Regions from separate parts of the Homo sapiens genome. Here regions 1 and 2 are each linked to region 3. Evidence: chromatin contacts called from ENCODE Hi-C or POLR2A ChIA-PET data. All regions are on one chromosome and are shown on one strand. The core of a region is the stretch at or near the end of the contact, and the rest is flanking DNA. Distances in the headings are between cores, read along the strand shown.

What was found. A loop is a pair of places that touch in the nucleus more often than their neighbours do. ChIA-PET counts read pairs that join two places held with the same protein, here RNA polymerase II (POLR2A). Pooled maps may share reads with other maps.
Region 1: a pooled map shows a loop between it and region 3 (2.5-fold over the local background). The contact joins two enhancer-like sites. A Hi-C loop is called at or near these places in 1 of 168 maps with a recorded cell type or tissue (PC-3), 6 of 37 single-sample maps with no recorded cell type and 7 of 50 pooled maps. POLR2A ChIA-PET finds 5 or more read pairs at or near these places in 2 of 52 experiments (GM12878 and Panc1).
Region 2: a loop to region 3 is called in a map of naive thymus-derived CD4-positive, alpha-beta T cell, with 10 times the contacts of the local background. The contact joins the promoter of DSG2-AS1 here to the enhancer-like site in region 3. A Hi-C loop is called at or near these places in 2 of 168 maps with a recorded cell type or tissue (Caco-2 and naive thymus-derived CD4-positive, alpha-beta T cell), 4 of 37 single-sample maps with no recorded cell type and 9 of 50 pooled maps. POLR2A ChIA-PET finds 5 or more read pairs at or near these places in 2 of 52 experiments (CD4-positive, alpha-beta T cell and activated CD4-positive, alpha-beta T cell).

The regions. Positions count from the first base shown.
Region 1 is chr18:31,735,029-31,738,143 of GRCh38, reverse strand. No RefSeq gene overlaps it. Among named protein-coding and RNA genes, the nearest start is that of SLC25A52, 24 kb to the left of the region's middle. Within about 2 kb of position 1,308, at least 2 of the 41 ENCODE cell types and tissues checked have a DNase peak (open chromatin) inside an H3K27ac peak, as active enhancers do.
Region 2 is chr18:31,554,847-31,558,169 of GRCh38, reverse strand. DSG2-AS1 (DSG2 antisense RNA 1) reads left to right here and starts at 1,259. Exons shown (of 6, transcript NR_045216.1): 1 at 1,259-2,207.
Region 3 is chr18:31,657,709-31,660,788 of GRCh38, reverse strand. B4GALT6 (beta-1,4-galactosyltransferase 6) reads left to right here. Exons shown (of 9, transcript NM_004775.5): 3 at 2,700-2,813. Among named protein-coding and RNA genes, the nearest start is that of B4GALT6, 25 kb to the left of the region's middle. RefSeq lists enhancers at 1,256-1,415, 1,916-2,045. Within about 2 kb of position 1,733, at least 8 of the 41 ENCODE cell types and tissues checked have a DNase peak (open chromatin) inside an H3K27ac peak, as active enhancers do.

The sequences.
Region 1 (3,115 bases), core at 59-2,558, 78 kb before region 3:
TTGGGAGGCCGAGGCAGTGGATCATCTGAGGCCAGGAGTTTGAGACCAGCCTGGACAACATGGTGAAACCCCATCTCCACTAAAAATGCAAAAATTAGCCAGGTATGGTGGTGTGTGCCTATAATCCCAGCTACTTGGGAGGCTGAGGAAGGAGAATCACTTGAACCCGGGAGGCAGAGGTTGCAGTGAGCTGAGATTGCGCCACTGCACTCCAGCCTGGGCAACAGAGTGAAACTCTGTCTCAAAATAAATTAATAAATACATAAATAAAAATAAGATTCTGGCTGGGTGTGGTGGCTCATGCCTGTAATCCCAGCGCTTTGGGAGGCCTAGGTGGGAGGATCTCTTGAGCCTAGGAATTTGAGACCAGCCTGGGCAACATAGGAAGACCCCATCTCTACAAAAAATAAAATACTTAGCTGAGCATGGTGGTGCATGCCTATAGTCTTAGCTACTCGGGAAGCTGAGGCAGGAGGATCACTTGAGCCCTGGTGTTTGAGGCTGCAGTGAGCTATGATTGCACTACTATACTCCAGCCTGGGCAACAGAGCAAGACTCTGTCTCTTTAAATAAAATAAATAAATAAATAAATAATACTCTTATAATATGGGGAAGGCACTTTGAGACTAGAGGTCTCAGAAGGATGAGTGCCATTTAAAGTATGCTGTGGGCTCCACGTTAGAGAAAAAGTGAAGACCACATGGAGGTGAAAACCTGCAGTTAGAAGTTTCAAACTATGCTCAGATGGTCTTTATTTTTAATAATGATTTTTTTAAAAAATTTGTGAATAATAGATTCTCTTTTTCATTTAACTTGTAACAGAAATAAGCCTCAATGAAACAATTTGGACCTGAATTTTTCATGCTGAGGAATAGGCCATTTTGCTAATTCCATAATCATATCAACAAATAAACAAATTAGTGTTTATTCAATTTGTTAGAAAATTTGGGATCTCACTTGAGCAGCTGGCTGTCTTTGCTTGCCAAATTAATTGTAATGAATGATCTAATTTCTTAAGTAAATGAATTCGAAAAAATGTTGGATTAAATAGGTTTGTGACTAAGTGGTAGAATTATTAGGTTACCCTATGTTCTGTTAACAAGTATCCTGGAAACTGCATTTTGGAGTCTGGAACTCTATTAACAAATGTCACTTTATAGTAAAGTGTCCTTTGGTCATTAGTATACTCCCAAAATTAGCTGAATGAAGCAATTTGAGTATACTCTAGCAGTTTGAACTTGAGGGCCAATGCTATATTTGATACGTAAGCATGGGACTGGATTTTCACTTCCTATTTTTGAAGGCATGTCTTGGCAGCACAGGCCCTATGCACTTGGCCCATCCAGTTTTGATCATATTCAGCTGTTCCCATAAACAGAGAAAGCCCCATGGCCTTTCTGGAACAGCCTGTAGTAATAAGACATGACCTTAATATGTGCTACTCTCAGATCACGTCTTTTGAAGAACCTAAGCACATTTATAATCAAAATAGAAAAGGATATCAAACAGGCTTTTCCCCATAGTTAAACTACATATTTATTTCTCTTACTTTACCACATTATCTGTTATACTCCCTGCAATGACTGTTGACCATTAGGGGTAGTAGACAGCATTCTTCTTTTTTCTATTTTAATGAAAATAATTTGTGTTTATTTGAAATGTTTATGATTGATTTGTAGGAAATAAACTTCAACATGTTTGGAAGCTTCTCTTTATCTTAAATGAGTTTTAAAGAATGCAAAAGTGTCTGGTTGAATTTGTAGCTTCAGTTATTATGATCATGTTTTTATTCTCTTTCCATTTCTTAAAATATTAAATCATGTTCTTCCAGTGCTCGAACTATTCTTGAATTCCTAAATTAAATCCTATTTTGTTAAATTGATTATTTAATATATTGTTTGATTTGATTTGCTGGTTAAAAAAATATTTCTGACCTATATTCCTAAGTAAAAGTGATATTCCGCTGGGCATGGTGGCACACACCTGTAATCTCAGCACTCTGGGAGGCCAAGGCAGGAAGATCACTTAGGCCAGGAGATTGAAACCAACCTGGGCAACACAACCAGACTCTGTCTCTACAAAATAAAAAGTGATCTTCAGTTGTCCTGTGTGTGTGTGTTTACTTTTTATTGATTTTTTCCCCAGCTTCATTAAGATATAGTTGACAAATAAAGTTATATATATTCAAGGTATACAATGTGATATTTTGATATATGTATACACTGTGACACCATTAAACCAAGCTAATTAACATATCTATCACTTCACATACTTAGTTTGTGGTGAGAACATTATAAAATCTATTCTCTTAGCAATTTTCAAGTAGACAATACATTATTATTAACTATAGTCACCATGCTGTACAAGAGATCCCCAGAACTTCATCCCTCTGTCTAACTGAAAATTCGTACTCTTTGACCAACATTTCCTCATTCCCATCCCAGCCCCACTCTGCCCCAGCATCTGGCCACCAACATTCTACTCTCCACTTCTATGATTTCAACTTTCTTATATTCTACATATAAGTTAAATTATGCAGTATTTGTCTTTCTGTGCCTGGCCTATTTGACTCAGCATAATGTCCTCCAGGTTCATCCGTGTTGCTGCAAATAACAGGAATTCCTTCTTTTTGCCTTTTTTTTTTTTTTTTTTTTTTTTTTGAGACGGAGTCTCGCTCTGTCGCCCCGGCTGGAGTGCAGTGGCATGATCTCCGCTGACTGCAAGCTCTGCCTCCTGGGTTCATGCCATTCTCCTGCCTCAGCCTCCTAAGTAGCTGGGACTACAGGCGCCTGCCACCACGCCCAGCTAATTTTTGGTATTTTTAGTAGAGATAGGGTTTCACCCGGTGGTCTCTGTCTCCTGACCTCATGATCCGCCCACCTCGGCCTCCCAAAGTGCTGGGATTACAGACGTGAGCCACCGCACCCAGCCAGGAATTCCTTCTTTTTTAAGGCTGAATGGTATTCCATTGCATAGATATATCCCGTTTTCTTTATCCATTTATCTCTTGACAGACACTTAGGTTGATTCCATATCTTGGCTATCATGAATAATGCTCCAATGAACATGGGAATGAAGATATCTCTTTGACATAATGATTTCATTTACTTTGAAT
Region 2 (3,323 bases), core at 10-2,509, 100 kb after region 3:
ATGGACACTTAGGTTGATTCCATATTCAAGTACTTTATTTTTAAACGTAAGGAATTCTTTAAGTAAATGACTCCATGTTATTTTGATTGACTAATTTTGTAAGTGTTTTTATGTAAACAAACTCACAAGTTAGGAAAAAAATCTTTCATCAAATGCTGTCTTCTAATTTTGTTTAGGGAAATGTTTTTCTCATAACCATACCTTGCCTGTCTGTTGCCTCTGTGACCTATTGACATAATATTTAAAATTTACTTTACAGCAAGAAAAGGGCACTGAAAATGCACGGAAAAGTCAATGAAAGTCAGAAGAAAAAAAGGTTAATATTTAAGGTTGACTTTGGTTGGAGTTAACTTCAACTTTCCCCCACCCTCTTCCTGCAGAATCTCCTCCTTCCAGCTGAGGATTCTTTCTAAAACCTGGTTATAAGGTGTCTTGCTCACAATTGTCTGTGGCTCTTTACTGCATAAAGAGTCTGGTCCCACAGCCTTAGCTGCTGTTCCAAGTCCTCCACAGGGTGGCCTGTACCTGCCTCTTCACCCACACCTTCTGCTGTGCTCACCGCCTCTAATCCCTTACCCGCTAGCCACCCTCACCTGTGTGAGGTAAGCTTCTGATCTAGGTGGTCCTTCCTCCTGTTTACTTACTCTCTGGATTAGTTCATTTTTGCATTACTATAAAGAAATACCTGAGGCTGGTTATTTATTTATTTATTTATTGAGACGGAGTCTCACTCTGTCGCCCAGGCTGGAGTGCAGTGGCGCGCTTGGCTCACTGCAACCGCTGCCTCCCAGGTTCAAGCGATTCTCCTGCCTCAGCCTCCTGAGTAGCTGGGATTACAGACGCCCGCCACCACGCCCGGCTAATTTTTGTATTTTTAGTAGAGACGGGTTTCGCCATGTTGGTCAGGCTGGTCTTGAACTCCTGACCTCAGGTGATCTGACTGCCTCAGCCTCCCAAAGTGCTGGCATTACAGGTGTGAGCCACTACACCTGGCCTGAGGCTGGTAGTTTATAAAGAAAAGAGGTTTAACTGGCTCACGGTTCTGCAGGTGAACCAGAGGTGTGGTGCTGGCATCTGCTTCTGGTGAGGGCCTCAGGAAGCTTCCAATTATTGGCGGAAGGCGAAGTGGGTGTATCACATGGTGAGACCAGGATCAAGAGAGAGGGGAGAGAGGGGCTACGCTTTTAAAAAACAACCAGATCTCGCGTGAACGACCTGAGCGAGAACTGGCTCATCACCAAGGGGATGGCACGAATCCGTTCCTGCGGGATCGGTTCCCATCATCCAATACCTCCCACCAGACTCCACTTCCATCATTGGAGGTCACATTTCAACTAAGATTTGGAGGGGACCGTATCCTAACTATATTAACTTCCAATTTTCATCGAAAGCCCACCTGTCTAAGAAGAGCTCCTAGACATTCCCTTTCCCCTTCAACTTGGAGGAATTGGGAATGACAAAGAGAAATTAATCAAAAGAAGAATTAATCTCTCCAATCAGCCTTGGCATTTTCTTTCTATCTTTGATATGTTGTTTTTTACAGTGTCTTGGTTTTCAGAATAAGCTGTTTGTAACTACTTCCTCCACTATATTGTGAGCCTCTGGAGGGCAAGGTCTGGGCCTTACTCATCTTTGAGTAATTTTAAAGCCACTAAATAGGGCTCTGCACATAGTGAGAATTCAACATATGCTTAGTTGAATCTAATATTTCAGAAAAAGTCAACATCTATTCTTTAAGATAGCCCACAGCAGGCTGAGTGTGTTATTCGTAAATCCATTGGCCAGCGTCATTTCCTCCAAAGTGCAGCATTTTTGATAGAACCAAAGGCTCATGACTGACCTTCAGAAAGACATTTTGTATTTCACCATCAAAGAGTGGTATGGGTTTTATTAGACTTCCGTAATCCAGGTCTCGTTTCTCAGGCAACTCTGAAGCGTATCACACTTTATCTGAGAGGGTCACAATTAGTGAAGGAAGGAATTGGCCTTTGCAAGTTTGTGTTGCTCACGAACTTATTAAATTGCTTGATTTTTTTTTTTCTTCCTAGCTTTGATAGATTGACTTTGCCTCTTTTACTGCGTGCATAGTGCCATCTTGTGGCCATAAAGCATATAACACTCATAGTTATGCCACAGTGCTTCTGTTCCATCTTATTTCTGTAGTCCAGAGGATCTCTTAAGTGTAGAAACACATGGATTATTACTAGGTGAGCATACATATAGTTTACTGCTAAGCCAATTCAACCTGGTACATCTAGTTGGGGTATATCTAGAAGCATTTAAGATGCTTGTATTTTGTGCGTTTTCCAACTTCTTTCATTGAAGTATCCCAATCCAGTGTTTTTCTTTGAAAAAGAACCCATGTAAACTAGGGAAACAATAGATGTGGTCCTTGGAGAGGCTGGAATGAGAAACTCAAGATTACTTTAGAAGGGTCCAACTCAAGAGGGGTTGCAAAACCAAACTTCCTGCTAGAAGAAGCTGAAAGCTGTAGACGAGGGGCAGGGGAACATATAGGGTACGTCTTAATGTATAGCCTCGGGTAAAAAGAAAGAAGAATAAAACAGATCTTTAATACAGTGAGTAAAATCTCCAACAATCCAAGTAACCAGAATATAGGAACTGAAAGAGATTTTGAACCATTGCAAATAGATCGTGTCCTGCACTGAAACCTCTGTAGTTTTCCTCAGAATCCCTCAAACCCATTGAGAATCCATCAATTCAGACTTAACAATGAGAACTAACTTGGGCTTGGGATGCAGCAGATTAAATGTTGTCAGTTAAATGAATCATGTGCAGGTTTAGAAAACCAGTCTGAAAATTTTGTTTGGATTTTTGCAATTGTCCTGCTTAAATGTACCAAAAACCCTTACCCTCTGAGACAGGTAAATTCCTCCCACCACAGTTCACCATTCTTCCTATGACTGGCCCTCTGTTCATTCAGTCACCAGCTATTTCTTTTGTTGGTTGATACTGGAGTAAGTATGAGGTGACAAACATCAAAAAGGCCCATTCCTGCCTTCATTTATCTCAATACCCACTGACAGTACACAGGGGAACAATGCGGGATGCAAATCAATTCTTCAACAGCTTTATGACCCTAACTTCAGAGATCCTATCTATAGGAACAATGGAAATGCAAATGGTCAGTACCTGGTGCTACCTGACTTTTAGCAACAACGAAGTGGGCCAAAGTGCAGCCTGATTAATGTTTAATTACAAATATATTTCTGTTCAGAACTCAGCATGCAATCCTCGTCAACACTGGGGGACCGTTTCAAGTCTGGTAATAATTGAGAAGGAAGCAACCACTACTAATAGGC
Region 3 (3,080 bases), core at 484-2,983:
ACCCTTCATTTCTCCAAAATATTTTTATATTATTTCTTTGATAATTTGTCTTCCTATTATTTTCCTTTCTTTTTGGAACTCCTATTATGTATTATTTCTCTCTCGTTTTTCAATTCTTTTTCTTTCCTTTCTATCTTTCTGGGAGATTGCTCTGACTTTACTACAATGCTTTGATTTGATTTTTTAAATTTTGGCAAACTTATTTTTAAGAATTCTTTTTTTTTTCTTTTCTTACTGTTACTGTCTCCCTCAAATAAGAATGCCTTATCTTCCTTTCCAGGAATATTGAAGATAAATAAGTAACTCTAAGGTGTAAATCAATGAACTTGACTAGACACTGTCACAAAACTCATAACAATAGTAATCTTAAGCAGTTTTGGTGGGAGTGACAGAAACCCAATTCATGCTTATTGCACTTGCTGCTACCACTAGCAAGGTAGGAGTCCCCATAGAGAGAGAAGCCCTTTTTTTAAAAACAAAAACAAAAAGAAAAAAACAAGAATTTTGGTATATATGTAGATATATATATTTAAAGAATCAGGCCAGGCATGGTGGCTCACGCCTGTAATCCCAGCACTTTGGGAGGTTGAGGTGGGAGGATTGCTTGAGCCGAGGAGTTGGAGACCAGCCTGGCAAGACCCTGTCTCTACAAAAAATACAAAATTAGCTGGGTGTGGTGGTGCATGATTGTAGTTCCAGCTATTAATAGTTGGGAGGCTGAGCTAGGAGGATCACTTGAGCCCAGGAAGTCAATGCTGCAGTGAGCTATTATCATGCCACTGCACTCCAGCCTATGTGACACAGCAAGATCCTGTCTCAAAAAAAAAAAAAAAAAAAAAGGAAAAGAATCAGAACTTTATTGGACTTCCTTACACTTGCTTTTGCTTGGTATCTTTAAATCTTTTAGACATATGGGGAATACATTGAGCATGGGCTACCAGTGTAGTGTCTGTGGTCTTGGGGTGTCACTGGGCATACAAAACAATTAATGTTCACTGAATTTCTCCTCCCCTTGTTATTTGGAAGATTTTCCTTGTCAGACACTTTCCAGCACTCGCCCAGGGAGAGTGGGGAGGATTGTCTCATTGGGGCTTTCCCACTTCCTGGTAGGATAGGCCTTAGCAGTTGTACCATCATTGATCTCTACTATGTTGGGGTTTTCTGGGAATGCATTTACCTTAACACCTTACTGATGCCCTGTGAAATTTGTAACTGGGGTTTCCAAGCACTTCTTTGGAATTGGACCTTCTCTTGTGGCTTCTGTTTCCTCCTTGATACCCAGCCTGGAACCTTTGCCCGTCCCAACACCCTCTGCTTAGCAGCCGTGGCAGGGCCTCTTTCATTCAGCAGTCTTGCAGGTGGCGTGAGTCTCTGCCCTGAAGTACTGTCCTGACTCCTAGGCAGCATCCCCACCAACTCCATTGTGACAATGACTGAATATTGATGTTAGGTAAAGGTGTGCAATGGAGGTGCTTAGTTTTCTTTGGCTCCTCTCACATACTTCCTATCTAATTCGCAGGATTCTCTCATTTCCCTATGGTCAGAGGGTTTAGCTTCTACATTGTCTCTCATTGGAGCAGATTACTCAACATTCAAAGAATATCTTCACATTTTCCTAAAGTGTCTGCTAGAGTTTCACTTTCTGTAGTACATTGTTTGTGATCCAGGAGACAGACGGTAGTTTAATGAGCTGTTTCCGTCTCTCATTTCACTCATTGCATGTTGATGTCATTCTCTTAGGCCAGCTTCCCTACATAGCAGGAAACCTGTGTGTCATGGTTTCTAGATTTGCGTCTCAGAACTTTGCTCCAGAAAGGGACTGAAATGTGATCTCTCTGGTTCCACATTCAAAAATCCTGAGCCTGTGACTGTCTCGTGGGTCAGGTGCTCATCTCTAATCGCTCATAGCTACAGTTATTAGCTATTTCTATGGGCCAGGGATTGTTCTCAGCACCTTACACATTTTGTCTTATTGAAGTTTAAAAATGACAGTATGAAGTAGGCATAGATGGCAAGCTACATCGTGTCCTGCCCTGTATCACACAGCTACAGTGTGTTGGAGCAAGGATTTGAACTCAGGCATTTGACTTTGGTGCCCTGTATGCAGTTTAATTTGCTGACTCTAAAGATAATGGACCTAATGTAATAATAGCTCCAGGGCTCCCCCGGGGCTGCAGCCCACAGGCTGGGAATGACTAACTTAAAGGTTTAGAATGAGCTGTATTACAAAAGTAAGTTGAGTGGGTAAATCTCAGTTTCTACAGTGTGAGGTGGTAAGAAAACATTACTCCCACCCCTCTGCTCTGTGGATGCTAGTAGCAGCACGCAGCGGTTTGGAACACCCCTGGCTGTGCCATAGTGGAGGGGATTCCCTGGTGTACTTTCACACTCCCTGTAGATCGGGCTCAGCCAGGGGAGGGACGGGAGCAGGTGTTCTCACATGGTTGCAAGTGGGACTGCCATGTCTGTGTGCAAGGATAAGGGTGTGCTGCTCTCTAGATGTCTCTTGGGAAATCATGCTGAGAGGTCTGTTCCCCGCAGCAGTTTGCTGTTCTCTAGTTCCTTAAAGATAATTGATTTTAAGTACTTCTGTAGATTGTATATTGTAGTTTTCTCCCAGTGATAGTGACGTATTTCATTCCAGGGAGAAAGCAAAAGGCCTTTTTTTTTTTTTTGTAACTCTTTTCTCTCTTTCCAAGATTATCCCGAAGGCAATAATTCAAGTGATTATCTTGTTCAAACAACAACGTATCTCCCGGAAAACTTCACATACTCACCATACCTCCCCTGTCCAGAAAAGCTGCCTTATATGCGTAAGTCGTCATCTAATTTTGACTTAACTGTTTACTTGTGTTACAATACAGTCATAAAAACCACATGATTTGAGTGCAGCAGGAGCAGGTCATGTGCACCTGGGTGCAAATGTTTATATTATGCAGCATGTTATTTGAACTTTTATTTATTTATTTATTTTTTGGCAAAGCGCATTTTGAAGGGGGATGATTGAAAAGCTGAAGAAAAATACAAAGGGGGAAAATGACAAATACCCATATTGTTCCCAACCAGTTTTAAAAACTAAT